Linked DNA regions of Homo sapiens: region 2 is linked to region 1. Evidence: read pairs that join two places in POLR2A ChIA-PET (ENCODE). Cell type or tissue: Caco-2. All regions are shown on one strand. Each heading gives the region's core, and the rest is flanking DNA. Links, peaks and the distances in the headings are about the cores only. Region 1 has its middle 27 kb from the start of TMEM270. Region 2 overlaps MLXIPL (MLX interacting protein like).

Region 1 (13,504 bases), core at 5,021-13,020:
TATCTCCCCCAGGCACTATTCCTCTTGGTTTTATCGTGGTGCCCTGGCTCTATATCCCAGCCAGGTGGGCCCAGGTGAGGCACCATTATTGAGCCATCTCAAAGCAGCAGACGGTGGGAGCTAGGCACACCAGGCGCATACCGTGGCCAGGTAAGGATCGATCTCCTTCCAGAGCTGAGATCTCAAGAATAATGCATATTCATGCATATGAACACACATGCTCAGACCTTTCCATGTTTCTGACGACAAGACCAGCCCTGCTTCCCCTCTCTCCAGCCGGTGGCTGGACATACAGGACCAAGTCAAGGTGTAGAGTACCCAGCCATCCCAGACTGGCACATGATAGAGTGAGCCAGGTGCAGCAGGAATATACATTCCAGGTAAGGATGGGCTCCTTCCTGAACAAGGACCCTAGCCTCCTTAGCCCTCCACCCCAACCTCACCCTGCCATTAATCAACCTTATATGTCACTCCCAAATCTAGGGATATTTAACACTGGGAGTTCAGGGAAATTCTACACACATGTGCATGCAGAATATATACAACACCTGTTCCCCAACACACTTGGCAGAGCCCCATTCTAGGGCATAGCTTGGCCTGCTAAGGGGAACAGAAACCAGGGCAGCTGGCACGCTCTGGCCCTTCCCAAGTCCCCGGGTCCTGAGAACATCATTCCAAACTACCCTTGGGGCCCCAGAGTCTGAGGTCACAGACCAAGGAGTCTGTGAAGAGGGTCAGCTGGCAGTGGCTTGGGGAGATCCAGTTGGGAGGCGTGCCCAGGGCCCACGCAGACGGGCTGGGGGAGCCTCCCCTGGGAAGCCCTCCACTCCCAGCTGCACACTCCTGGCTGCCAGCGCTGGGACAGACACAGACGGACTGGGCCTGGCAGCAGCTGCAGCTGGGAGCCTGCCGAGTCCTGGGCTGGAATGAAGGAGAAACCTGTCCAGCGATGAGATCAAGGCAATGGCACAAGTGTCCCCCCCAGGGAGCCGAGCTCTGTGTCCCAGGACATTCCAAACTCTGTGAACAAAACATGGGATGGGAGGCTAGCCAGGCTGGGCCAGGGCCAGGTGGCCCCCCACCCCTCCCATCAACGGATGGTTTTGCAGGGGGAGCCCAGCCTCCTCCTGCGGGGGCTGTCCCGGCCCAGCAGTGGGACCGGCTGGGAACGCAGCATGCACTGCCAGGAATACTGCCCACACAAGTCGCCTGGGGACGCCGCATCCAGACACCTGCCACGTTCCCTCGGCAGGGTGCCACGTGTGGTCATCTGCCTGAACCCGATGCTGCATGGGGTGCTGTAGGTGACCCATGCTGCACATCCTCCTGCTTGGCTCTGTTTAACTTAGCAAACACCTTCGAAGCCACGATCGTATTTAATAACACCTGATGGAGACCCGGTCTGGCTGGTTTCCCCCATTTTATAGGAAACTGGGGCCCAACGTGCAGTTTGCTGGGGGCCACACGGTTATCAAGTGCTGATGCAGGATTCTCACCCAGGATTGCTGCCTCCCCAGCTCAATTCTTGCAGTTACACTTTGTGCTGGTAGTCGGAGTCCACCAAGACTCTGGGCTCAGCCTCCCTGACCGAAACCCTAATTCCACAGCAGCACCTCTAAAATCAGCAGGTTCAATGCCTTGATTCTATAAATGGGTAAAGTGGGGGAAAAAGGGACAAGGCCTTGCCAAGTTCATAGAGCATCAGAGGTGAAAGTGGAATTCAGCTTCAGATGTTGATGCTCGTAGGAACGTGAGCCAGGCATGATTCCAGGACAGCTGGAAGGCAGCCAATGTGCATGGCTCAGAGAGCCGGGGAGTGGAGAGAAATCGTGGTGGCTTCCTGGAAGAGGTGTACTGCCCCCCAAGCAAGGCCTCTGTGAAGCCCACTCAAGTGACCCTACGTAGAGACAGTCACAGATCAACAGAAGGAAAATTACAGGCTAGGCTCATGCATGTAATCCTAGCACTTTGGGAGGCTGAGGTAGGAGGATCACTTGAGACCTGGAGTTTGAGACCAGCCTGGGCAACATAGCAAGATCCCATCTCTTATAAAAAAAAAAAGAAAGAAAGAGAGAAAGAAAGAAAGAAAGAAAGAAAGAAAAGAAGGAAGAAAGAAAAGAAAGAAAGGGAAAGAAAGAAAGAAAGAAAGAAAGGAAGAAAGAAAGAAAGAAAGAAAGAAAGAAAAGGAAAGAAAAGAAAAAGGGAAAGAAAGAGAAAAAGGAAGAAAAAAGAAAGAAAGAAAAGAAAAGAAAAGAAAAGGAAGGCAGGAAGGCAGGAAGGCAGGAAGGAAGGCAGGCAGGCAGGCAGGAAGGAAGGAAGGAAAGAAAGAAAATTAGCCGGCGTGGTGGCACGACCCTGCAGTCCCAGCTACTCAGGAGATTGAGGTGGGAGGATCATTTGAGCCCAGAAGTTTGAGGCTACAGGGAGCTATGATCACACCACTGCACTCCAGCCTGAGTCAGAGATTGAGATACCATATCTATTTTAAAAAAAAAAATTCTTCTTTGCAATGGCAAAGAAGAATGAGAGGCTACGGGGGTGAGCTGTAACTGCCTGTGTAACCTCAAAACTGTCCCTTCCCCTCCCCGGGCCTCAGTGGCCTCATCAATACAATAGGGACACGGGATGTTGGCTGTGGCCAGATCACACAGTGACTCTTGCCAGCTCAGCCACTCCTGCAGCAGGGTTCTGAGGACTGGCTCAGGGCTGCCCAGATACTGGCCATGGCTTAGGAGCCCCCAAGTCCAAGTGGGGTGCCTGAGGAGGAAAGAGGCAGGCTACTGCCTGCTAAGCTGGGATGTGAGGTCTGAGGAGGAGCCCAGTGAAGGCCAGAGATAGGGTCGGTGCTGCAGGAGGGGCTGGAGGAACAGCTAGCAGACAGAGGGGAGGAGGCCTAGGCGTGGACGGCCGGGGTCAGCAGCAAGGATTATATTGTGTAAACGATAGGAAACTGAGGGGATTAGGCGGGACAAGGTCATGGTCAGAATGACCTAGGGAAGGCGTCATCCATGCGGTCCAGGCAGATGATGGTGGAATCCGACACCAGCAGCAGCCAGGAGGTTTCAGCAGAAGCTGAGTAGGCTCCTGACAGGAGGCAGAAGTGGAGTCCTTCTCTCCCGTCCATCCCAGACTGGGAGTCCCCTGGGGGGCAAAAGAAGGGCTCTGATCCCCAGGTTAGGCATCTGAAGGCAGGATGAGCCCAGTGACTGTGTGCTGACCCCGGCATGTGCCTGGCCATCCCAGCCCTCAGCACGAAGAGTCCACCCTCCGGCTGGACCAGGTCAGGCTGACCAAGGGCATGACTGACAGGCAGCCTCTTCCAAGGAGCTACGTTGTTTGACTCTCCTGGCTCCTCCCAGTGGCCAAGGCTTGTGGCACAGAATGGTTTCCAGAAATCAATGGTTCTGGCCGGGCCTGGTGGCTCATGCTTGTAATCCCAGCACTTTGGGAGGCCGAGGCAGGCAGATCACCTGATGTCAGGAGTTCGAGACCAGCCTGGCCAACATGGTGAAGTCCCGTCTCTATTAAAAATTCAAAAAGTAGCCGGGCATGATGGTGCACGCCTGTAATCCCAGCTACTAGGGAAGCTGAGGCAGGAGGATCGCTTGAACCTCAGGGGTGGAGTTTGCAGTGAGCCAAGATCGTGCCACTGCACTCCAGGCTGGGCAACAGAGCGAGACTCCACCTCAAAAATAAATAAATAAATAAATAAATAAATAAATAAATAAATAAAAGAAATTAATGGATCAAACGTCAACGTTGAAGTAGGGTAGACCATGAGCAAAGACAAATTCAAGAAGGAATTCCTCCATCTGGACCCAGTAAAGGCTCACTGAGCGTTTACTCTGTGTCAGGCTCTGGGCCAAATGTGGGGGCCACAAAGAGGAGAAAGACAGGGCCTTGAGAGTTCACGGAGGGGACAGTGCCCAGAGATCCGTAGGCCCTGCAAACCCAAGGACACCAGGCAGTGAGCGCCAGGACTGGGAAGGACCTGGAAGATCTCGGCCTTTGTCGGTGGAGAGGAGACGGGAGGAAGGAGGATGCTGGGAGCGCCAGGGGGTCAAGACAGCAGGGAGGGCACTGGAGGAGGGGGTCTGCAAGGAAGTGGGAGAAGGAGAGAAGGGAGGGGACTCCCCCATCCAACTCCAGGATCAAGGACCCCAGCCTGCTTTCCTCCAAGCCAGGTTTTGGTGGAGACACAGAAGCAGGGCCACTGGCCATTTTCACCTTTTAAAAACCACAGCCATTCGAAGCCAGGCGCTGGAGCCAAATTTCTGGGAGAGACAGAGTCCCTGTGGGCGCTTCCCCTGACGTCAATCGGGGTTTCTCTTGTGTGTCTGCGGCTTTGACAGGAGGAGGCCAGTTTAGGGGGCTGAGCTAAGAGAACGAGAAGAGGACCGAAAGCCAAGTGCCGCTCCCATTCTTCCAACCTCCCTGCCCATGGATGGAGCCCTTGTCAGGGTGGTTCAGGGACCCTGCTCAACAGCAGGGCAGGTGTCAGTTACAGGACAGGAGCTGGGGTCACCTAGAATCCTGCACACCATCGTGACTCCTGTGCCCTGACATGAAAGCCACACCCCGTGTAGTCTGGGAGGCTCCGTGCCAAGGAAGCCATTTTGATGCAGGGCAAGCAAGTCCTAGAATTGGGGCTTAGCCCGGGAGCACTCTTGGCTTCACCCAGGAAAGAATTCAAGGGTGGGCCGGGCGCGGTGGCTCACACCTGTAATCCCAGCACTTTGGGAGGCTGAGGCGGGCAGATCACTTGAGGTCAGGAGTTTGAGACCAGCCTGGCCAACATGGTGAAACCCCATCTCTACTAAAAATACAAAAATCAGCCAGATGTGGTGGTGGATGGCCTGTAATCCCAGCTACTCGGGAGGGTGAGGCAGGAGAATCACTTGAAACCAGGAGGTGGAGGTTGCAGTGAGCTGAGATGGCACCACTGCACTCCAGCCTGGGTGACAGAGCAAGACTCTATCTAAAAAAAAAAAAAAAAAAAAAAAAAAAAAGGCTGGGCACAGTGGCTCACACCTGTAATCCCAGCACTTTGGGAGGCTGAAGCAGGTGGATTACTTGAGGTCAGGAGTTTGAGACCAACCTGGTCAACATGCCAAAACCCTGTCTCTAGTAAAAATACAAAAATTAGCCAGGCATGGTGGTGCATCCCTGTAATCCCACCTACTCGGGAGGCTGAGGCAGGAGAATCACTTGCACCTAGGAGGCAGAGGTTGCAGTGAGCTGAGATCGCGCCACTGTACTCCAGCCTGGGCGACAGAGTGAGACTCCGTCTCAAAAAAAAAAAAAAAAGAAAGGAATTCAAGGGTGGAGGTGGTGGTGTTAAACAGCACCTTCTATTGAAGCAGCAGTGAACAGCGACAGCACAGCTGCAGCTCCTTGCAGAGCAGGGTTATCCTATAAGCAGTGTGTCCAGAGGCAGGCCTGCACTCATATTTTTTTATACCCACTTTCAATTATATGCAAATTAAGGGGTGGCTCACGAAGACTTTTCTAGGATGTGGGTGGTAACTTCCAGGTTGCTGGGTCATTGCCATGGAAAGGGGTGGTAAATTTCAGATGTTGCCATGGCAATGGTGAACTGACATGGCACATGGGTGGGCGTGTCTTACGGAGAGGTTCTGCCTCCGACATGCTTTAGCTAGTCCTCAATTTGGTCTGGTGTCTAAGCCCCGCCTCTGGAATCAAGTCCCATCTCCTACCTCATTTTGAGGTAGAGGTGGCACTATCTGCCACTAAGGGACAGTAGAGCCAAATATGAGTGACCAAGGCCCATGACACAATCCCAGGAGGTTCTGAGAACATGTACCCAAAGTGGATGGGTTACAGCTTGATTTTATACACTTTACTGGGACATAAGTTATAGGGAAACATCGACTGATGTGTACATTGGTTCTGTCTGGAAAGGTGGGACAACTTGAAGGAAGGTTTTGGGGGAGGTTCCAGGTCATACATGGATTCAGAGATTTTCTTTTTTTCTTTTTTGAGACAGGTTCTCACTCAGTCTCCCAGGCTGGAGTGCAGTGGTGTGATCTCAGCTCACTGCAACCTCCACCTCCCAAGTTCAAGTGATTCTCCTGCCTCAGCCTCCCGAGCAGCTGGGACTACAGGCTTGCGCCACCACGCCTGGCTAATTTTTGTAATTTTATTTATTTATTTATGTATTTATTTATTTGAGACTGAGTCTCTTCGGCGAAGACCTTCATCTTAGGGTTCCCAAGAACTGTCCACCTGCCTGCCCCTCCCTCCCCCTGCCCAGTCCAGCCACCTCGCTCCAGGCCAGAGCTCCTGCAGTGCCCCCCACCCCACCCAGCAGCCCTCCACATTCCAATCCTCTTGACACGGCTGCCAGTCCAGGTTTCGGGAGTTCAGCCCAGCTCCCAGACACTGAGCTTCTCAGATAGGGAAACTGAGGCCCAGAGAGGGCCCAGGTGCTCTCTGGCACACCCTGTGTCCTCAGGCCCTGCACAGGCATGAAGGCACATTTTGCTGGAGAGAGAACGCGACTGAAGCCGTCTGTCCACCCACCAAGCCCAGTCCCAGCCGGTTGTAGGGGCTGGGGGCTGGGGGTGCAAATACAGGAGGGACAAAGATCACCTTCAACACACACCTGCCCCTGTCAGCTCCACACAAGCAGCCTGTCCCAATACACATTGATGTCCTAGTCTGACACCATCTGAGCCTTGAACTCAAACCCAGAGTGATACCAACACCCAAGCCAGCCAAGCTCATCTGCAACCCCAGACAGAGCACCAGCCGTGGCCCCTGTGACCCCAGAATAAACCTGACCCTGACCCCAGACTCAAGGCTAACCTCTACCCTGGACTGAATCCCAACTCCAACTCCTCTCAGAACCCATCACCTGTCCCACACTGAAGTCCAGCCCTGGCTCCAGGCTGAGCCCTGACCTGACTCCAATCTTAGATCAAGTCCTGACCCCTACCCCAGACTGAGCCCTGACCCTGGCTCCAAACTAGCCTTCATCCCAACCCTTGACCAAACCCAATCCCTGCCCCAGACAGAGCCTTGAGCTCCACACCAAACCAAACCCCAACTCTCCACTCAGACTGAGCTCCAACCTGGAAACAGGCTGGTTCCTGAGCCCGCCATAGGCTGAGCTCTGACTCCAGTGCCAAGCCCTGATCCTCACCGTGACCTCAAACTAAACCTGACCCCAAGGCAGAGCCTTGACCCAGTACAGACAGCCCAGGAAAGGCTCTCAGGACAGCAGACACCAGCCCATCCCCTCTGCTGCCAGGCAGGGCAGCAGGACTGGGGCCACCAGGTACCGGAGAGGAAGAGAGGATACCGGCCACTCATGAGCTGTCACACTGGCCAGCCCTGCCCTCCCTGGCTCAGGCTTATCAAATTGTGGGGTGGGGGCTGCACAGCCTGCCTGCCTCTGCGTGGGTGAATGAAAGGCTGGCAGAGGGGGCCTGGATCCTTCCACGCTGCTGCAGATGGGTCTTTCAAGGAAGGGAGATGAAACCAGGGGAAGGTCCTGGCCCAGATGGGACCAAGGAAAGCCTGGCATTGGGCCACTGCCCCCATGAGAAGCAGAAAATGTCCTGAGTCTACTGGACAGGGGCCATGCTCTGCAGAGGATACAGCCAATTCGGTCACCACACCAGGGCACAGGGCTAGGAGGCTTAGCAGTGCAGGACCCCCCAACCTCCTAATATCAAGAGATGAAGGACTGGGGGGGAAATGATCCAAATCCTCAGGGCTAGCTGAGTCCTGGAGGACTCCGAGCCTGAGGGGTTATTCCTCCTTCCCATCCAGGTGCCCTCTGGTCTCCGGATGTGGGGCCAGGGCCCCCAGGAAGGCCACCTGAGCCCCCCTTCCTCATGGCCCCAGTCCCTGCCTCGCTGTGAGAACGTGCACTCACAGCCACCGGGAAGAGATCAGCATGAAGGAATGTGCTGTCTGGGGGCCAGCGGACAGGATGGGCCGCCGGAGAGGGAGCGAGTGAGGAGAGCCGGCGAAGATCGGAGCTGGGAAGGAAAACAGAGATGAACAGGGGCAGCAAGCCAGGCCACGCCGGCCCAGCCATTGTTCCCAGCCCCGCGGGTCAGGTGCACCGGGCCCACCGCCCGATCCCAGCCTCTGTTCAGCACGGGCTGCCCAGACTTCCCCAGGCCTGCCCGCCTCCCTCCTGTCCCAGAGCCTAACCTCTGGGGTCCTGCCCAGCCTAGGAAAAAGACAAAGCCTGTCCTCTGTGCCGCCAGACAGCCCTCTGGGCCTCTGTCTGCCTCTTGGCAATGTTTCCTCTCTCACCCCCAAGGCCCTGGTCCTTCCACAAGCCTTACTCTGTCCAGACCTCCCTTGTGGGAGGAAGTCTTTGGTTTCCATGGTCTGATAAGCTAATCCACACACGGGTGTTAATAGCTGATAATGACTGAGATCAGCTCTCAAGTGTGGCCCCCGACCAGTAGCTCCATATCACCTGGAAACTTGTTAGAAAAGCAAATTATCAGTCCCAGCCCAGACCTACTGGATCAGAAACTCTGGAAATGACACCCGGTGGTCTGTTTTATGTTTTTGTAGTTTTTGTTTTGGAGACTGGGTCTTGCGCTGTCACCCAGGCTGGAGTGCAGTGGTGCAATCATAGCTTACCACAGCCTCAAACTCCTGGGCTCAAGCGATCCTCCTACCTCAGCCTCCTGAGCAGCTGGGACTACAGGCATGCACCATACTTGGCTAATTTTTTTAATAGTTTGTAGAGACAGGGTCTCTCTATGTTGCCCAGACTGGTCTAAAACTCCTGGCCTCAAGCCATCCTCCCATCTCAGCCTCCCAAAGTGCTGGGATTGCAGATGTGAGCCACCATGCCCAGCCTCAGTGGTCTGTTTTAACAAGACTTCTAGGGGATTCTCACACACATTCAGGTTTGAGAACTACTGACTTAGAGCTTAACACATGTCCATAGAAATAATAACAGGCCAGGCATGGGGGCTCACGCCTGTAATCCTAACACTTCAGGAGGCTGAGGCCAGAGGATCACCTGAGGCTGGGAGTTCAAGATCAGCCTGGGCAACATAGTGAGACCCCATCTCCACAAAAAAATTTAAAAATTAGCCGGGCGTGGTGGTACATACCTGTTCTCTCAGCCACTTAGGAAGCTGAGGTGGGAGGATTACTTGAGCCTGGAAGGCAGAGGTTGCAGTGAGCTATCATTGCACCACTGCACTCCAGCCTGGGTGACAGAGTGAGACCCTGTCTCTATTTTTATAAAAAATGAAAAGAAAAAATAAAAAAGAGCCCAGGCATGGTGACTCATGCCTATAATCCCAGAACTTTGGGAGGCCGATGTGGGTGGATCACTTGAGGCCAAGAGTTCAAGACCAGCCTGAGCAACATGGGGAAAACCCGTCTCTACTAAAAATACAAAAATTAGCCAGGCATGGTGGCATTTGCCTGTAGTCCCAGCTACTCAGAAGGCTGAAACAGGAGAATCTTTTGAGCCCAGGAGGCGGAGGTTGCAGTGAGCTAAGATTAAGCCACTGCACTCCAGCCTAGGTGACAGAGTGAGACTGAGAAAAGAAAAAGAAAGGAAAAGAAAAGAAAGAGGAAAGGAGAGAGAGGAAGGAAGGAAGGAAGGAAGGAGAGAGAGAGAGAAAGAAAGAAAGAAAAAGAAAGAAAGAAAGAAAGAAAGGAAAGAAAGAAAGGAGAGAGAGAGAGAAAGAATGAACTGAATGAATGAACAAGTAAGTAAATGAGTTTTAAGAAAGCCCAGTCTTATCCCCAGACTTCAGTAGAATGGTTTCTTCTTGACCATCTGGTGTCCAAGCCCTGTGGATAGTTGAGAGCTGCAGAGTGGAATAGAGAAAGACTGACAGCTGACTCCCTCAGAGACGGAGCAGGTCTCAGCAACTTCACCTGCCAAGAGCCCATCCAGCAGGTAGGGCCTGGGGTACAGCCAGACTCAAAGAGGCCCAGTGAAAGCTGATGGGAGGAGGTGGTCTACCAGGCCAATAGGAGGTAGTGACAAGAGTCTGGGACTGGGGGCTTATGCCTATAATCCTGTAATCCCGTAATCCCAGCACTTCGGGAGGCCGAGGTGAGCCCAGGAATTTGAAACCAACCTGGCCGACATGGTGAAACCCCGTCTCTACTAAAAATACAAAAATTAGCCGGGTGTGGTGGCACATGCCTGTAACCCCAGCTACTCGGGAGGCTGGGCAAAAGAACTGTTTGAACCCAGGAGGTAGAAGTTGCAGTGAGCCCAGATCGCGCCAATGCACTCTCAGCCTGGGCAACAGAGCGAGACTCCATCTCAAAAACAAACAGGCTGTGCGTGGTGGCTCACGCCTGTAATCCCAGCACTTTGGGAGGTGGGTGGATCGTGAGGTCAGGAGATTGAGACCATCCTGGCTAACACGGTGAAACCCTGTCTCAACTAAAAATACAAAAAATTAGCCAGCCGTGGTGACGGGCACCTGTAGTCCCAGCTACTTGGGAGACTGAGGCAGGAGAATGGCGTGAACTCAGGAGGTGGAGCTTGCAGTGAGCCGAGATCACACCACTGCACTCCAGCCTGGGCGACAGAGAGAGACTCCATCTTAAAAAAAAAAAAAAAAAAAGGGACCCAAGCTCGGATGCCAGGCCCCTGAACATTGAATTTGGCTCCTTCGGAAATCTCCTAACTAAGATCAGGCTGAACCTCAGGGGCTGGGACAGAGCTGAGCCCAGCAGTGGCGTCCCGGGACTTCTGCTGCAAGGAGGGGACCAGAAGCTGCAGGGTGAGAACCCAGCATGGTCTGAATCTTGTGAACTCATCCCTGAATCTGGCCTTTTTTTTTTTTTTTTTTTTTTTTTTGAGATAGAGTCTCACTCTGTTGCCCAGGCTGGAGTGCAGTGGTGTGATCTTGGCTCACTGCAACCTCCACCTCCCAGGTTCAAGCGATTCTCCTGCCTCAGCCTCCTGAGTAGCTGGGACTACAGGCGCACGCCACCATGCTTGGCTAATTTTTGTATTTTTAGTAGAGACAGGGTTTCACCATGTTGGCCAGGATGGTCTCGATTTCTTGACATCATGATCCACCAGTCTCAGCCTCCCAAAGTGCTGGGATTACAGGCGTGAGCCACGGCACCTGGCTTGAATCTGGCCTTTGAATCAGATCCCTCCTGAAGCTGGCATTGCCCTTTCCAGAACTTCAGAGCAACGTGATGCCTAAAGTCCTCTTGGCTTTCCCAGCTGCCTGGGTCTTGCCCAGTCTTGGCCACAGGTGACTTAATTGTGGCTTCTGTCTCCGGGACAGATTAGGGAGATGCACATAGTCTGTCTTAACCTCCTTGGTTTTTGTTTGGTTTTGTTTTTGTTTTTCTTTGAGACGGAGTCTTGCTTTGTCGCCCAGGCTGGAGTGCAGTGGTGCGATCTTGGCTCACTGCAATCTCCACCTCCCAGGTTCAAGCGATTCTCCTGCCTCAGCCTCTGGAGTAGCTGGGATTACAGGTGCCCACCACCTGGCTAATTTTTGTATTTTTGGTAGAGACGGGGTTTCTCCATGTTGGCCAGGCTGATCTCGAACTCTTGGCCTCAAGTGATCTGCCAACCTTGGCCTCCCAAAGTGCTGGGATTATGGGCTTGAGCCACCGCATCCAGCCTCAACCCCCTTATTTTGTCCACCTGCCGGCTCATCTCCCTTCAGGGCCAAGGAAGAGAAGACGAAAGAGTGTGGCCGGATCTCCACGCTTGCACGACACCAGGAAACCTCATGTGGCCAGCTCCAGCCCATATTGAAAGGGGTTTCACTCAACATAAAAAGAGAAGCATCTTCACTCACAGCTGTCACCTCTGCAGGGTTATTTGACATTTCAGGTCCAGTAACTCCCGAGATATCCTCTCGACCTGTGTGGCCCAGAAGATGTCCTGAAAAAGAGCCCATGGGGAGAAATGACTTTGGTGTCACATGGGTCCAGGAAACACTGTGCACCAGGGTCCCTTCTTAGAAGGTCAAAGCTCCTATTTTATGTATGTCTGTGTGTATTTATTTATTTATTTAGAGACAGAGTCTCTGTCACCCAAGCTGGAATGCAGTGGCATGATCTCAGCTCACTGCAACCTCCGCCTCCCGGGTTCAAGCAATTTTCTCTTAGCCTGCTGGGTAGCTGGGATTACAGACACCCACCACCATGCCCAGCTTATTTTTGTATTTTAAAGCCCCTATGAACAATTCAAGATAGCCAGGCCTGGTGGCATGCACCTGTAGTCCCAGCTACTCTGAAGGCTGAGACAGGAGGATCGCTTGAGCCCAGGAATTCCAGGCTGCAGTGAGTTATAATTCCACCATTCAGTCCAGCCTGGGTGACAGAGTAAGACCCTGTCTCTAAAAAATAAATAAAAATTAAAAATTAAAAAAATTCAAGGCTCTGATAAGTCCTGCAAGATAATAGCCTGTCTGACTTTGTGTTTCCTAGGCTTCTTGGATCCAGAAGCTTTTCCCCCTCCCAAAGTAATAGTCAATGGAGCATCACTTGGGAAACACATCCAAAATGCAGAGGGCATCCTTCCAGAGTTCCGAGAAGGAAAAACAGGAGTTGGAGAAGCATCTTGCTAAAGAGGCATAGAAGGCAGGGGATACTGGAGATCCACGAAGGCTCAGCCTCTCTCAACCTCCAGGATCCCCCATCTCCAGAGCCACTGTCCCCAGAAAAGGTGTCATTGAGCAGAAACCTCAGAGGAGGGGAAAGATTCCTTAGCTGTCTAAGAGACAGCCTCAGGTAGGCTGGTGCGCCCAGCCAGCAAGGGAATGAGAGGCATCTCCCAGCATGCCCTGGGGAAGGTACAGCCTGGTCCTCTGGTTGGACTTGAATTCTCAGACCAGCTCATGTCTGTCTACACCTGACTCCCCAACTCTGCACAGTAGGACATATGACATCTGTCCCCCACCCCCCTCCCCTGATTCTGTCCTCTCCTAGGTCTTCTGCATCTGCCTAGGGTGTGAGATGACCTCCTAACCCCCCACCTTGGGGCTTGGAGGCTCCTGTCTTCTTTGGAGTGGAGGAGAGAGAAAAAACTCCTGCCTCAGCTCCCTCCCACCTGCGTAGACTCTTGGCTGCCTTCTGAAGCCAGACAATACAGGGAAATGTTTGCGCCCAAACAACTTTGCTGCATCAGGAACTGCTTGACCCTGCCCAGGAAAGTAAACTCCTAGAGCTCCACCCTTTTGCTCCCTCGGTCTGCAAACCAGGGATCAAAGCTGGAGGGGCAGCCCAGCAAGGGGTTATCAGAGCCAAAGGGGTCACAGGTGTCCCAAGGTGGGCAAGAGGGGAGAGCTCAGGGGTCGCCTCTCTCTAGGGACCCGGGCTTGCCTTCCTGGCTAATTCAGAAAAGGAGTTCTCTCCTTGACAGTGAAATATGCAAAAGCCAGATTGCCAGTATTTTTCTGGAGAGCTGTGGCTCTGAATTTAATCTGGTCTAAAGATAATGAAAACAGCACTTTGACTTGATTTGAAAAATGTATTAATTCATTCCACAAGCATTTGC
Region 2 (16,352 bases), core at 3,384-11,383, 270 kb after region 1:
CAGGCTGGTCTCGAACCCCTGACCTCAAGTGATCTGCCCACCTCAGCCTCCCAAAGTGCTGGGATTACAGGTATGAGCCATCGTGTCCTGCCTTTTTCTTTCTTTTCTTTTTTTTTTCTGAGACGGAGTCTCACTCTGTCGCCCAGGCTGGAGTGCAGTGGCGCAATCTCAGCTCACTGCAACCTCCACCCAACGGGTTCAAGCAATTCTCTGCCTCAGCCTCCTGAGTAGCTGGGATTACAGGCGCCTGCCACCACATCCGGCTTTTTTTTTTTTTTTTTTTCAGTACAGGTGGAGTTTCACCATGTTGGCCAGGCTGGTCTTGAACTCCTGACCTTGTGATCCACCCGTCTCGGCCTCCCAAAGTGCTGGGATTACAGGTGTGAGCTACTGGGCCCAGCTCTTTTCTTCTTTTAATAGTTTTTGTTGTTGTTGTTGTTGTTTTTTGTTTGTTGTTGAGACAGAGTCTCGCTGTGACACTCAAGCTGGAGTACAATGGCATGATCTCGGCTCACTGCAACATCCGCCTCCTGGGTTCAAGCGATTCTCCTGCCTCAGCCTCCCGAGTAGTTGGGATTACAGGCACGCACCACCATGCCCGGCTAATTTTTGTATTTTTAGTAGAGACGGGGTTTCTCCATGTTAGCCAGGCTGGTCTTGAACTCCTGACCTCAGGTGATTCGCCTGCCTTGGCCTCCCAAAGTGCTGGGATTATAGACGTGAGCCACCGCGCCTGGCCCTATTAATAGTTTTAAATAGAGATAAGGTCTCACTGTATTGCCCAGCTGGTCTTGAACTCCTGGGTTCAAGCGATCCTCTCCCCTCAGCCTCCCAAAGTGCTTAGGTTACAGGCCCACCACTGCTCCTCATCAGACTTTTCTATTGGTCATAACAAGTTTTTGTTTTGTTTTGTTTTGTTTGTTTGTTTTTTGAGACGGAGTCTTGCTCTGTCGCCCAGGCTGGAGTGCAGTGGCGCGATCTTGGCTCACTGCAAGCTCTGCCTCCCGGGTTCACACCATTCTCCTGCCTCAGCCTCCCGAGTAGCTGGGACCACAGGCACCTGCCACCACGCCCAGCTAATTTTTTGTATTTTTAGTAGAGACCGGGTTTCACTGCGTTAGCCAGGATGGTCTCGATCTCCTGACCTTGTGATCCACCCATCTCGGCCTCCCAAAGTGCTGGGATTACAGGCTTGAGCCACTGCGCCCAACCAGAATTTACTTGTTTTTTATGAGTCGGGTTCCCACTCTGTTGCCCAGGCTGGAGTGCAGTGGTGTGATCACAGCTCACTTCAGCCTTGAACTCCTGGGCTCAAGCGATCTTCCCACTGCAGCCTCCTGAGTAGCTGAGACTAGAGGTTTGCACCACCATGCCCAGCTAACTTTTTTTTTTTTTTTTTTGAGATGGAGTCGCTCTCTGTCGCCCAGGCTGGAGTGCAGTGGCACAATCTCGGCTCACTGCAAACTCCGCCTCCCGGGTTAACGCCATTCTCCTGGCTTAGCCTCCCAAGTAGCTGGGACTACAGACGCCTGCCACCACGTCCGGCTAATTTTTGTATTTTTAGTAGAGACGGGGTTTCACGTTGTTAGCCAGGCTGATCTCGAACTCCTGACCTCAGGTGATCCACCCACCTCGGCCTCCCAAAGTGCTGGGATTACAGGCATGAGCCACTGTGCCTGGCCCCAGCTAACTTTTTAACTGTAGAAACAGGGTTGCACTATGTTGCCCATGCTGATCTCAAACTCCTGGCCTCCTACAGTCCTCCTGCCTCGGCCTTCCAAAGTGCTGGGATTACAGGTGTGAGCCATCCCCAGCCAGTCATAAAAAGTTCTTGAACCCTAGCGTTACGCTCTTCCTCCAGGCTGAGTCTCTTCTCTCACAGCCCCAAATCCTTTTCTTCCTCCTGGGCTTGGATATTGTCACTGTCACATCTGCTCTAACCCTGCCTGGGCCATGAACGTCATAACCTTAGCATGGAAGCGGGAGAGAAGGCAGGCAGGTCAAGGGTGCGACACGGGGTGATCAGAATGGGCTGGGAGGTTGCTGGGATACAGACAGGGACAACAGACTCAGGAGTCCCCCACCAGGTGCCACAGAAGAAGCTGGCCCAGGAGGTAGCAGAGTCTCCCCCCACCCCCACCTCCATGTCTCCCTACCAAACAGATGGTGTTTATCTAATTCTCAGAGGGAGGGGCCCAGCCAGTGGCCCAGAGAGCTGGGCTGTGTATCTTATTTGGGTAATGAGGCCTGTTGTCCCTGGTGGGGAGGGGGCAGTCCCCCACCCCCACCCCAAAGCAAACACAGGAACTTGGAGACCAGGGAGGAGAGAGGGCCCAATGACCAATGCACTCAAGTAGGGAGAGGCTGCGGAGTCAGACTGGCACCCACCCACATTTCACCCCCAGAATGTAGGAAAGACCCCTGGAGGAAGCAGGTATGGTTTTCTGAAAGACTAAGCCTTGGGGGCCAGGTGCGGTGGCTCACGCCTGTCATCCCAGCACTTTGGGAGGCCAAGGTGGGTGGATCACTTGAGGTCAGGAGTTCGAGACCAGCCTGGCCAACATGATGAAGCCCCGTCTCTACTAAAAATACAAAAGTGAGCTGGGTGTCATGGCATATGCCTGTAATCCCAGCTACTCAGGGGGCTGAGGCACGAGAATCATTTGAACCTGGGAGACGGAAGTTGCAGTGAGCCAAGATCATGCCACTGCACTCCAACCTGGGTGGCAGAATGAGGCTCCATCTCAAAAAAATGAAAAAATGGCTAAGACTTGGGGCCTCAGCCTTCCCATCTGAGATCTGAGTAAGGGATGCAAAAGGCGGGCTAGAGGGGACTGGTACACAACCCTGGCTTGTGGATGGAGACGAGAGAGGGAGGGAGAGACTAGCAGGGGGTCTAAGACCCTGAATGTCTTGGCCTCCTGGCTCAGCTTCCTGGAGGCAGAAGACTTGGCCTGTGCCTAGCAGGACCCTCACCAGTGTAAGCTCTTCCATCCAGTGGATTTTTTTTTCCTTCAAGACAGGATCTTGCTCTGTTGCCCAGGCTGGAGTGCAGTGGCGTGATCATAGCTCACTGTAGCCTCAAACTCCCGGGCTGAAGAAATCCTCTGACCTCGCCTCCCTAGTAGCTAGGACTATAGGTGCATGCCACCACACCCGGCTAATTTTAAAATTATTTTGTAGAGACAGGGTCTTGCTATGTTGCCCAGGCTGGTCTCAAACTCCTTGGCTCAAGCGATCCTCCCGCCTTGGCCTCCCAAAGTGTTGGGATTACAACCGTGAGCTACCGCGCCCAGCCCATCCTGTGGATTTGATGGACAGCTAGGGTTAGAGTGAGGGTGCTCTGTCTCCATGAATACCATTTGCTCATCCTAGCGGCCTTCCTTTGGGATCTGTTGGTTCATTGTCTTCTGTGCAGCCCTGAGAAGAGCACACCTTCTCGCTGAGTCCAGGTTGCCACCCTGGGATTCTGGGCATGGCAGACACCAAAAGGACTGTACCATGAAGGCAGTGACTGCCACTCTCTATAAAGAGGCACCCTCGGCTGGGCATGGTGGCTCACATCTGTAATCCCAGCACTTTGGGAGGCCAAGGTGGGCAGATCACTTGAGGTCAGGAGTTTGAGACCAGCCTGGGCAACATGGTGAAACCCCGTCTTTACTAAAAATACCAAAAAAATTAGCTGAACGTGGTGGCGCACAACTGTAATCCCAGCTACTCGGGAGGCCGAGGCACGAGAATTGTTTGAATCCAAGAGATGGAGGTTGTGGTGAGCTGAGATCTCACCACTGCACTCCAGCCTGGATGACAGACTGAGACTCCGTCTCAAAACCAAAAGCAAACCAAAAAAAACCAAACCAAACCAAAACAAAACACAGAGGCTCCCTCTCTACCAGGCAAACCATGGCCATCCCCTTTGCCTCTCCTGGGCCTAAGGAGGCCTGAGTGACCTCGGACCTGCCCCTTTCCTCCCTGACTCTCAGGAAGGTCTTTTTTTTTTTTTTTTTTTTTTGAGACGGAGTTTCACTCTTGTTGCCCAGGCTGGAGTACAACGGTGTGATCTCAGCTCACTGCAACCTCCGCCTCCCAGGCTCAAGCAATTCTCCTGCTTCAGCCTCCTGAGTAGCTGGGATTACAGGTGTGCGCCACCACAGCCAGCTAATTTTGTATTTTTAGTAGAGACAGGGCTTCAGTATGTTGGACTAGGCTGGTCTCGAACTCCTGACCTCAGGCGATCCACCCGCCTTGGCCCCGCAAAGTTCTGGGATGACAGGCGTGAGCTACTGCACCCAGCCCAGGAAGGTCATTTCTTATTCTCTTAAATGAGAAATGGGCCTGAGCACTGTCCCCAGCCAGCCTCCAAGACACACCTGTGAGGCCACTGGACATTGTTGCTTCCAGGGCCGAGCTGATCCACAGGTTTCAGCGTGGCTTTTGTTCTGCAGTAGACTGACAAACAGGTCTCCCCAGGGAACACAGGGGCCGCTGGTGGGAGTCTGGAAGGGGATTTTGAAGGTCTGACTCTCTGGATAGGAATTTCAGGCAGGTTGGGTTGGGGGGCCAGATTTGGAGGGGCCCCTCAAATGCCAACCATAGATGGATGCCTAGTGCATGGGGAATATGGGGACCAGCCTCTGTGGCAGCACTGCATCTCCCTAACCCTACTCCTCTCCCCTTTGACAGTGGCAAGCTGGTGTCTCCCAAGTGGAAGAATTTCAAAGGCCTCAAGCTGCTCTGCAGAGACAAGATCCGCCTGAACAACGCCATCTGGAGGGCCTGGTATATCCAGTGTGAGTGGCTACCACCAGCCTCCCAAGCCGGGAGGGACTGCCCCCTCCAACCCTCCTGCCAGAGGGTTCTACATGGTGGCTGCCCAGGAAAATCCCCGGGGTCCTCAAGGCCAGCACTAGCAGAGTTCTGCCAACCTTTTTTTTTTTTTTTTTTTTTTGAGACACAGTCTTGCTCTGTTGCCCAAGCTGGAGTGCAGTGGTGCCATCTCGGCTCACTGCAACTTCCGCCTCCCAGGTTCAAGCCATTCTCCTGCCTCAGCCTCCCAAGTAGCTGGGACTGCAGGCACCCACCACCACTCCCAGCTAATTTTTGTATTTTTAGTAGAGACGGTTTCACCATGTTGGCCAGGCTGGTCTTGAACTCCTGACCTCAAGTGATCTGCCCACCTTGGCCTCCCAAAGTGCTGGGATTACAGGCGTGAGCCACCACGCCTGACCCTGACAGCCTTTTAGGGGGAGACCAGGCCCCCAGCACCAGGACTCCTGAATAGCTCCTGACCTCCAGCGGGTCTCGGGGAATAGGTCCCAAAGGGTGTTTCCACTGTGAAGCTGGGCACAGCAGAGGTCACCCCTCAGTAGCACTAGGGTAGGCTGAGATTTGAGGTACAGTTCAAAGCCCATTTTGCATCCCATTAGCATAGTTGGGTGCCTTGAATGCGAGGGTAAAAAGGGCCATTAGACACTAGCGGGGCCAACTGCATCACTTTGTAAATGGAGAAACTGAGGATCCCGCATGGGTCTCCACCAGCCTTTCATTGAAGTCCTTCCTGAATATCCAGTAGGTGCCCACCATGGCCAATTGGGCAGAGGGGATCCAGAGAGGCCATGCCATCTCGTGGAAGGAACTCTGGACTTAGAGTTGCCCAGAGCTAGTTCCTCCACCCCGTCTCTGCCCCTTGCTGGCTGTGTGACTTCAGGCTAGTTGCCTAGCCTCTCTGAACTTGTTTCCTTATCTATAAAAACGAGGCCACGGTGGCTCACACCTGTAATCCCAGCACTTTGGAAGGCCAAGGCGGGCAGATCACAAGGTCAGGAGATCGAGACCATCCTGCCTAACGCAGTGAAACCCGGTGTCTACTAAAAATACAAAAAATTAGCTGGGCGTGGTGGCGGGTGCCTGTAGTCCCAGCTACTCGGCAGGCTGAGGCAGGAGAATGGCGTGAACCTGGGAGGCGGAGCTTGCAGTGAGCTGAGATCGCGCCGCTGCACTCCAGCCTGGGCGACAGGGCGAGACTCCGTCTCAAAAAAAAAAAAAAAAAAAGGGCAAAACAAAAAACGAGGCCAATAGTCCTAACTTTCATGGTTGGTGTGGAGATAACAGGTATTCCAGGGTGTTGCCACTAAGTTGGTATCCAATACATGATGTATCCTTAAGGAGGTCACATTCTCATTCATTTGGGAACACCCCACTCCCCATGGCAGGGCAGCAGAGGCAGAGAGGACTTGGATCCGCCAGCCCTGTGTTGGGACCTCATTCAGGTCAGGTTCTGCTGCAGGATCAAAGGCTGCACTGAGCTGGGAATGCAAAGCCCAGGAGAGACCACACGCAGTATTCTCTGTCCTCGCCCCGCTGGATTTCATCCAAGCAGGGAGAGGGTGTGTTTTCTGGTTTCCATTTATCTACATGCCAGGCACTTTCGTGAATCACCTTATTTAAGGCTTCCTAGCAACCCTGGGAGATAGGTTTTATTACCGCCATGTTATGGATGAGCAACTGAGGCTCAGAAGGCAAGTGACATATTCAGGTTCACAGAGCGTAAAAGAAGCAGAGCTGGGGCTGGCTGGAAGTCCACAGTTCCCCAACTCCAAATTATGGCGGTGGGGGGGGTTTGTTTGGTTTTGTTTTGTTTTTTAATACGAAGTTTCGCTCATGTTGCCCATGCTGGAGTGCAGTGGCGTGATCTTGGCTCACTGTAACCTCCGTCTCCCTGGTTTAAGAGATTCTCCTGCCTCAGCCTCCTGCACCTCTCCTGGGGCAAGAAGAACTTTCCACTTTGTATTGTCTCGTGTTGTTTGTTTACTTCCCTTATCTCTCCCACTAAGCTGTGGGCACCAAGTAGCTGGGATTACAGGCACCCGCCAAATTTTGTATTTTTAGTGGAGACAGGGTTTCACCATGTTGTCCAGGCTGGTCTCGAACTCCTGACCTCAGATGATCTGCCCGCCTCAGCCTCCCAAAGAGCTGGGGTTATAGGCGTGAGCCACCACACCCAGCCTGCAGAAGAAATTTCTGATGGCAGCTGAGGCATGATGTCACCTGGGGTCCTCACCCAGACACACTGATCTCCAGCTATTGCACAAGTTGCTGGAAGGACCCCAGGTTCGGAATCAGACAGAGTGAGGTTTCAGTCCAGCCCTAGCATGTCCTAACTGTGTGGGCTTGGGAAATTCTCTAGCCTCCCGGAGTCGAAGCTTGCTATTTGTGAAAATGGGAATGACAGGTCCTATTTGTTTTTTCTTGGTTTTCTTTTTTTTGAAACAGTCTTGCTCTGTCACCCATGCTGAAGTGCAATGGCACGATCTCGGCTCACTGCAACCTTCACCTCCCAGTTCAAGCAATTATTGTGCCTCAGCCTCCCAAGTAACTGGGACTACAGGCGCATGCCACCATGCCTGGCTAATTTTTGTATTTTTAGTAGAGACGGGGTTTCACCATGTTGCCCAGGCTGGTCTTGAACTCCTGGCCACAAGTGATCTGCCCACCTCGGCCTCCCAAAGTGCTGGGATTACAGGCATGAGCCACCGCGCCCGGCCAATAGGTCCTATTTCTGAGGTTCACTGAGTTTTCAGTGAGATCATCTGTATCTCACTGTCATAGTCATAGCAGCACGTGACACACATACAACAAATGTCAAGACCCCTCCTCCTCCCTAAACGCCAAAGGTTTGAAGGTGGGCTTCACGGGAGTGGGGAGGAGAAGGGCTTACTTGGCTTGACGCCACTAATGTCGGGCCTTAGGGCTCAAGCAGGAAGGGCTCTGCCACCCCCTGCAGGCTCCTATCCTCTAAGATTCTTCCTTTCCTGATCCAACAGTCATACTCCCACACTCTGAAATCGTCTTGGTGTCCTGGGAGCTCCCTGGCACTTTGCACCGCTCCTGGGGCAAGAAGGACTTTCCACTTTGCATTGTCTCGGGTTGTTTGTTTACTTTCCTTATCTCTCCCGCTAAGCTGTGGGCACCCTGCCTGATTCATCCATGTGTCCTGTCCCAGTATCTGTCTCAGCATAGGTGCAAAGGGTTCCGCGGCTGAGTGAAGGGAAGAACTTATCAGTGTTAAACAAAGCCTGCCCCAGCCCCCAGGAAGCCACATGGTTACAGCCTTTCCATGAGAAACAGTCCAGAGGATGGGGTCTCTGGGCTGGGGAGGGGGGCTTCACTTGGCCCTGACTTTCTGAGAGCCCTGGACAAACTTTTTTTTTTTTTTTTTGAGATGGGGGTCTCACTCTGTTGCTCAGGCTGGAGTGCAATGGTGTGCTCTCGACTCACTGCAGCCTCCTCCTCCGGGGTTCAAGCGATTCTCCTGCCTCACCCTCCTGAGTAGCTGGGACTACAGGTGCGCACCACCACGCCCGGCTAATTTTTTGTATTTTCGGTAGAGACAGGGTTTCTCCATGTTGGTCAGGCTGGTCTCGAACTCCCGACCTCAGGTGATCCGCCCACCTCGGCCTCCCAAAGTGCTGGGATTACAGGCGTGAGCCACCGCGCCTGGCCTAACAAACTTAATTTTATTCTATTTTTTGAGACAGGGTCTCACTTCATCACCCAGGCTGGAGTGCAGTGGAGCCAACATAGCTCACTGCGGCCTCCAATTCCTGGGCTCAAGCAATTCCCCCACCTCGGCCTCCCTAGTAGCTGGGACTACAGGCATGCGCCCCCACACCCAGCTATTTTTTATTTTTAATTTTTTGTAGGGGCAGGGTCTCACTAGGTTGCTCAGGCTGGTCTCAAACTCCTGGCCTCAAGCAATCCTCTCAGTTCAGCCTCCCAAAATGTTGGGGCTACAGGCGTGAGCCACCACACCGTACCAGGACAAACTTCATCTTTGCTGGTGTTCATTTCCTCATCTGGAAAGCCAGGGGCAGACACACTTTGAGACCCTCCTTCCTTATCTAGCCCCCTGGGAGTCTATGCACCCAAGGACCCAGCCCTTTGTTTTCTGTCCAATCTGGGCTCAGAAACCAGGACAAAACCCCTCCTTCAATCCTATCAGTGTCCATTTTGGAGAATGCTTTATTTTATTTTATTTTTTTTTTTTTGAGACAGTCTCACTCTGTCACCCAGGCTGGGGTGCAGTGGTGTAATCTCAGCTCACTGCAACCTCTGCCTCCCGGGTTCAAGCAATTCTCATGCCTCAGCCTCCCAAGTAGCTGGGATTACAGGCATGCGCCACCACGCCTGGCTAATTTCTGTATTTTTAGTAGAGATGGGGTCTCACTATGTTGCCCATGCTGGTCTTGAATTCCTAGATTCAAGTGATACGCCGGCCTTAGCCTCCCAAAGTGCTGAGATTACAGGCGTGAGCCACCGTGCCCAGCAGATTTTGGAGAATGTTCTTTAGGACAGAACTTTGTAAATGATGCTAAAAAGCCCTAGTAAATTTCATGTTCCAGTGGTCCCCCTTCCTCTGTGTCCTCGTTTGTCCCAGAGGAAGTTGGCTGGGGCAGGAAGGGTCAGCAGTTGTTCTCTTTGTCAGAGCAGCCAGGAAAAGTCTCAGGTTGCCTCTAAGTAGACCAGCTGTGTGTCAAGCTCTGTGCCAAAGGCAGGAGCTGCTTTTACTCCCTGCAGCAAGGCGAGCATGTAAAGACCTGACAGGCCAGGGTGGAGGGGAGGTGGGCAGCGCTGTGGGCTTTGGCAGGCAGGAAGGCTTCCTGGAGGAGGCGCTATCCTGAATTGTGGGCAGAGGAGGGAAGGTAAGAGGGGCTTCCCTGTTAGAATAAGACCAGAAGGGCCGGATGTGGTGGTTCACGCCTGTAATCCCAGCACTTTAGGAGGCCGAGGCGAGCAGATCACTTGAGGTCAGGAGTTCGAGACCAGCCTTGCCAACATGGAGAAACCCTGTCTCTACTAAAAATACAAAAATTAGTGGGGCGTGGTGGCGCTCACCTGTAATCCCAGCTACTAGGCAGGCTGAGGCAGGAGAATTGTTCGAACCCAGAAGGCAAAGGTTGTGGTGAGCCAAGATCAGGCCACTGCACTCCAGCCTGGGTGACAGAGTGAGACTTCATCTTAAAAAAAAAAGGAAAAGAAAAGGTGGGCTGTGTGGCTTCAAGGTGAGGTGTATAAAGGAGACAGGGAGGCCGGGCACAGTGACTCATGCCTGTAATTCCAGCATTTTGGGAGGCCGAGGGAGGTGGATCGCCTGAGCTCAGGAGTTCGAGACCAGCCTGGGCAACATGGCGAAACCCTGTCTCTACCAAAAATACAAAAAACCAGCTGGGCATGGTAGCACATGCCTATAGTCCCAGCTACTCGGGAGGCTAAGGTGGGAGGATCGCTTGAGCCTGGGAGGTGCAGGCTGCAGTGAGCCAAGGCCGTAGCACTGTACCACTGCTCTCCAACTTGGGTGACAAGAGTGAGACCCTGTCTCAAAAAAAGGAGATGAGATGCTGAGAGAAGCAAGTGGTGGCCCAGTCATGGAGGAGGGGGACGGGTTTGGAAGCCAAGCCAAGGAGTGTGGACTTTGTCCCAGAGGTAGTAGGGAGCCATGGAGGGTTCCAGACCTGAACTGCACTTTAGAAAGAATTGTCCTGGCTGCAACTGGAAGATGAGCTCCGAGTGTGACACTGGAGTCAGGGAGGTCCCTGTGAGAAATGACACCAGGCCAAGGGGTGACACAGTGAGAGAGGATGGAGGGGAGGGGACAGCGGGAGAAATGTCACAGATCCTATGAGATTGAGATTTTTTTCTCAATTAGACCCGGAATATAACAGTCAGACCTGGAATGCTGGGAGTCAGTGGGGTTTTTGTGGCAAGTTTTGGGACATCCTAGGGAGGGTCCCCAGGCAGCTGGATATGAGGCTAGAGCAGGAAAGGGCCAGAGTGAGAGAGGCTGCAGGGTGGGCATTGCAAAGGAGTCAGTGAAAAGTGGTCAGGGGCTGGGAGCGGTGGCTCACGCCTGCAATCCCAGCACTTTGGGAGGCTGAGGCAGTCAGATCGCTTGAGCCCAGGAGTTTGACAACAGCCTGGGCAACATGGTGAAACCATGTTGAATTTTTTTTAAAAATTCACAGATTAGCTGGGTGCAGTGGTATACACCTGTAGTCCCAGCTACTCTGGAGGCTAAGGTAGGAGGATCACTTGCACCCAGGAGGCGGAGATCGAAGTACCCAAGATCCCTGCCACTGCACTCCAGCCTGGGCAACAGATTGAGACCTTGTCTCAAACACACACACACACACTCCATCCTGGGCAACAGATTGAGTCCTTGTCTCAAACACACACACACCAGCCTGGGCAACAGATTCAGTCCTTGTTTCAAGCATACACACACACACACACACACACACACACACACAAAGCGGCCAGGGCCCGGTGAGGTGGCTGACACCTGTAATCCCAGTGCTTTGGGAGCCTGAGTTGGGGGATCATTTGAGGTCAGGAGTTTGAGACCAGCCTGACCAATATGGTGAAACCACGTCTCTATTGAAAATACAAAAAATTAGCTGGGCGTGGTAACGCGTGCCTGTAATTCCAGCTACTTGGGAGGCTGAGGCAGGAGAATCGCTTGAACCCGGGAGGTGGAGGTTGCAGTGAGCTGGGATCGTGGCACTGCACTCTAGGCTGGGCAACAAGAGTGAAACGCCATCTCAAAAAAAAAAAAAAAAAAAAAAAAAGTGGCCAGGGAAGCTAGGAGATAAAGAAAAGCCTCGTGAGCCCAGGAATTTGAGGCCAGTCCTCAAAGCAACATAGTGGGGCCCTGTCTCTACCAAAAAATTAAAAATAACAGTAATAAAAAGGAAGAGGCCAGGCACAGTGGCTCACGCCTGTAATCCCAACACCTTGGGAGGCCAAGACAAGAGGATTCCTTGACCTCAGGAGTTCGAGACCAGCCTGGGCAACACAGGGAGACCCTGTCTCTACAAAAAATTTAAAAATTAGCCAGACATGGTGGCGTACACCAGAGGCTGAGGCGGGAGGATCGCTTGAGCCCAGGAGGTCAAGGCTTCAGTGAGCTATGATTGCGCCACTGCACTCTGGCCTGGGCAACAGAGCAAGAACCTGTTTCAAAACAACAACAAAAACAAAAAAGAGCCTGGAGTGTGTGTTGGGGCCAAGGGCAAGAGCCTGGGGAGAGGTCAGAATTAGAGACTGGGAGGGGAGGTGGAGGCCTGGAAGAGGACACATGTTGGTGGTCAGAAGTGAACCAAGGGTGGTTCTCTGCAATGAAAGTGGGTAGTGCCTAGCCTTCTGAGGCAGAGGACCCAAGGCTCTAGGCCCCTGGCCTGCCAGTCTAACCAGGACTTTCTTTTTTTCTTTTTTTTTTTTCTTTGAGATGGATTCTTGCTCTGTCACCAGGCTGGAATGCAGTGGCGTGATCTCACTGCAACCTCCACCTCCCAGGTTCAAGCGATTCTCCTGCCTCAGCCTCCCAAGGAGCTGGGACTATAGGCATGTGCCGCCATGCTCGGCTAATTTTTGTATTTTTAGTGGAGACGGGGTTTCACCATGTTGGCAGGCTGGTCTTGATCTCCTGGCCTCGTTATTCACCCACCTAGGCCTCCCAAAGTGCTGGGATTACAGGTGTGAGCCACCGCACCCAGCCCTAACCAGGACTTTCTGGAGGCAGCTCACTCTCTGTGGCCTATGGCCCCACAATCCATTCAGCAGTCTTTGCAAGTGTACCTATGGGGCTCCAGAGGAACCCAGAGAAGGTGTGGGAGGTTGGATTCACAGTGCCCTGTAGAGGAAGATCAGGCTGGGTGAGGTGGCTCAAGCCTGTAATCCCAGCACTTTGGAAGCCCGAGGCAGGTGGATCACCTGAGGTCAGCAGTTCGAGACCAGCCTGGCCAACATGGTGAAACCCCGTCTCTACTAAAAACACAAAAATTAGCTGGGCCTGGTCGTGGGCGCCTGTAATCCCAGCTACTCAGGAGGCTGAGGCAGGAGAATCGCTTGAACCCAGGAGGTGGAGGTTGCAGTGAGCCAAGATCACGCCATTGCACTCCAGCCTGGGCAACAAGAGTGAAACCCTATCTCCAAAAAAAAAAAAAAAAAAAGGAAGATCTAGGAGGCTAGAGCATCATCCGAGAAGACTTCCTGGAGGAGGCAGCATGGGCACTTAATCTGAACGTCAAAGGCCAAGCAGGATTTCGCAGGGTGTCACTTGAGTCCCAGTCCCCTGGGGTGAGGTGGGGGATGAGGAAGCTGGGTGCCCCTGACCTGGCCCCCTTCTCTCAGATGTGAAGCGGAGGAAGAGCCCCGTGTGTGGCTTCGTGACCCCCCTGCAGGGGCCTGAGGCTGATGCGCACCGGAAGCCGGAGGTAGCTGGGTTCTGGACCGCCTGCCCACCTGCCCACCTGCCCACCCACCAAGACCAGCCCCTGCCTCCTGTAGCCTTGCGCTGAGCAGACAGGGATGGGGTGAAGGGTGGGAGATGGGTGTGCGGTGCTCCCCTCTCTACTGATCCCCCTCCCCCGGCCCCTACCCCAGGCCGTGGTCCTGGAGGGGAACTACTGGAAGCGGCGCATCGAGGTGGTGATGCGGGAATACCACAAGTGGCGCATCTACTACAAGAAGCGGGTCAGTGGGGGAGGGCCAGGGAGGCCCCAGAGCTTTCCTCCTGCGGCTGCCGGCTACCGCCCGCCTCGGAAGATCCCTGGAAAGGGGATCCTGACCCCCGAGCTTGCGCCCCTCGGGCCCTCCATTCAGTCCCGGGCCGACAGCGCCACCGTGTGGCCACAGCGTCTCCTAGCGGCCTCCTTACCTAGGGGTCGGGTGAGCTCCTGATGGGAAATGGGGGATCTCATCGCTTGTGAGTAGAGGAGACTTTGGGGGGAAAGTGATGGAGGATGGGGCAAGGGATCCGGTGTCCAACTCTGTGTGTCCCTGCAGCTCCGTAAGCCCAGCAGGGAAGATGACCTCCTGGCCCCTAAGCAGGTGGGTGCTCTGTAAGTCCAGCAGGCAAGGGCATCCCTTTGCCCCCCAAGTAGATGGGAGGCAGAGTTGACAGTTTCCGCCTCAGTGGGCAAGACAGTGGCTGGGCATGAGGGTGGAATGTGGGATGTTACTGCCATCCTGTGGTTCATTTGTTGAGCTCTTCTCTTCTTGGGGGGTGAGGGTGAGGTGGTGAGAAGACCCCAGGTCATTGAGCAAGTGGTGGGAGGCATGGGAGAACAGAGGGACCAGGCCGGGCGTGGTGGCTCACGCCTGTCATCCCAGCACTTTGGGAGGCCGAGGCGGGTGGGTCATCTGAGGTCAGGAGTTCGAGACCAGCCTGGCCAACATGGTGAAACCCCGTCTCTACTAAAAATACAAAAATTAGCCGGGCATAGTGGCGCATGCCTGCAATCCCAGCTACTCAGGAGGCTGAGACAGGAGAATCGCTTGAACCTGGGAGGTGGAGGTTGCAGTGAGCTGAGATTGCGCCACTGCACTCCAGCCTGGGCAACAGAGTGAGACTCCGTCTCCAAAAAAAAAAAAAAGAAAAAGAAAAAGAAAACAAACAAAAAAAAAAACCAGAGGGACCAAAGAACTGGGGTCCCAGACAGGAAAAAATCTAAAGAGCAGGAAGGGGACCCCTGTATCTGCATCCTGGTCTATCTCCTGGGGGAAGTTCTTAGAGGCCAATGGAGTGATCTTGGCCTTTCAAGCAGCAAGCTAGGTCCACTAGGGAAAGGTGACAGAGGTGTGAACAGACAGACCCTCTGTCCTGCTGACCACTTGACCCTGGAGAGGGGTGATATGGAAGATCGGGGCAGTGGGAGCTCTCTAGCGGCTGCTGACGGCTCTGTCTCCCTAGGCGGAAGGCAGGTGGCCGCCGCCGGAGCAATGGTGCAAACAGCTCTTCTCCAGTGTGGTCCCCGTGCTGCTGGGGGACCCAGAGGAGGAGCCGGGTGGGCGGCAGCTCCTGGACCTCAATTGCTTTTTGTCCGACATCTCAGACACTCTCTTCACCATGACTCAGTCCGGCCCTTCGCCCCTGCAGCTGCCGCCTGAGGATGGTGAGGGTCTGAGAAAGGGCAGGGGAGAGGGGTGAAGGCCTGTGAGATTCCAGGAGGCCAAGGGAGGGATGGCTGGGGATGGGGGTGGGGACCCTGCTCCTCCCTGCCTGCTGCTGCTGATGTCGCCACTGCTGCCTCCAGCCTACGTCGGCAATGCTGACATGATCCAGCCGGACCTGACGCCACTGCAGCCAAGCCTGGATGACTTCATGGACATCTCAGGTGGGGCGAGCCCCTCCCCAGGTCGGGTGGACGGGCAGGGTCTGTGTGAGGAAGGCCGATGAGCCCATCCCAGGCCCCTCTGGGAGGGCTGATAGTCTGGGTCGTTTCTTTTTTTCTGTCTTTTTATTTATTTATTTATTTTGAGATGGCATCTCACTCTGTCACCAAGGTTGCAGTGCAGTGGTGCCAACCTCTGCCCTCCAGACTCAAGTGATCCTCCCGCCTCAGCCTCCTGAGTAGCTGGGACTACAGGTGTGCACCACCAAACCCGGCTAATTTTTTTTGTATTTTTGGTAGAGATGGGTTTCACCATGTTGCCCAGACTGGTCCCAAACTCCTGAGCTCAAGCCATCCTCTTGCCTTGGCCTCCCAAAGTGCTGGGATTACAGGCATGAGCCACCATGCCTGGCAGGTCTGGGTGGTTTCTGAGGGTTCTTCCTGGTCTCCTTTTGTCCAGCTGGTGTGGCCTCCAATGGGGGCAGGGCCCAAGAGAGTACCTGGCCAGGGAACCAGGGGCTCCCAAGAAAGCAGTGAAGGCTGGGACTCTCTCAGGGGAGAGAAGAACTTTGAATTATTTGGGTCTATTTATTTTTCACACAATGCATTTTAAAACTATTTGCTAGGCTGGGCATGGTGGCTCACACCTGTAATCCCAGCACTTTTGGGAGGCCGAGTCAGGCAGATCACCTGACGTCAGGAGTTCGAGACCAACCTGACCAATATGGTGAAACCCCATCTCTACTAGAAGTACCAAAATTAGCTGGGCGTGGTGGCAGGCACCTGTGATCCCAGCTACTCAGGAGGCTGAGGTGGGAGAATTGCTTGAACCTGAGAGGCAGAGGTTGCAGTGAGCCGAGATCGCGCCACTGCACTCCAGCCTGGGTGACAGAGCAAGACTCTGTCTCAAAAAAATTAAAATAAAAAATAAAACTATTTACTAGAGAACATTTCAAACATGCACACACTAGTAGAGAAAGAGTAGCTCAGCAAAAACCTCCCAAGTCACCATCACTGATGTCACCGACTTATCAACTCTTGGCCAGTCTTTTATCCGAGAACATTCCTTCTCTTCTGTTATGTTTCTATTTTATTTTATTTTAATTTAATTTATTTTTGAGACAGGGTCTCATTCTGTTGCCCAGGCTGGAGTACAGTGGCACAATCACAGCTCACTGCAGC

Evidence for each region. Peaks named below come from ENCODE experiments on the same cell type or tissue, not always from the same donor. Only the 100,000 strongest peaks of a DNase experiment are listed, where the experiment ranks them.
Region 2: POLR2A ChIA-PET joins it to region 1 with 15 read pairs; 2 of 35 experiments call an interaction of 5 or more read pairs at or near these places.

Annotation. Positions count from the first base shown.
Region 1 is chr7:73,881,158-73,894,661 of GRCh38, reverse strand. No RefSeq gene overlaps it. Among named protein-coding and RNA genes, the nearest start is that of TMEM270, 27 kb to the right of the region's middle. In Caco-2, for the core only: no CTCF peak of the experiment used is centred there; no DNase peak of the experiment used is centred there.
Region 2 is chr7:73,604,509-73,620,860 of GRCh38, reverse strand. It overlaps MLXIPL (MLX interacting protein like), which reads left to right. Exons shown (of 17, transcript NM_032951.3): 2 at 4,684-4,790; 3 at 13,189-13,271; 4 at 13,441-13,530; 5 at 13,843-13,887; 6 at 14,750-14,951; 7 at 15,093-15,173. Among named protein-coding and RNA genes, the nearest start is that of MLXIPL, 12 kb to the left of the region's middle. RefSeq lists an enhancer at 12,739-13,322. In Caco-2, for the core only: no CTCF peak of the experiment used is centred there; a DNase peak (open chromatin) is centred at 7,890.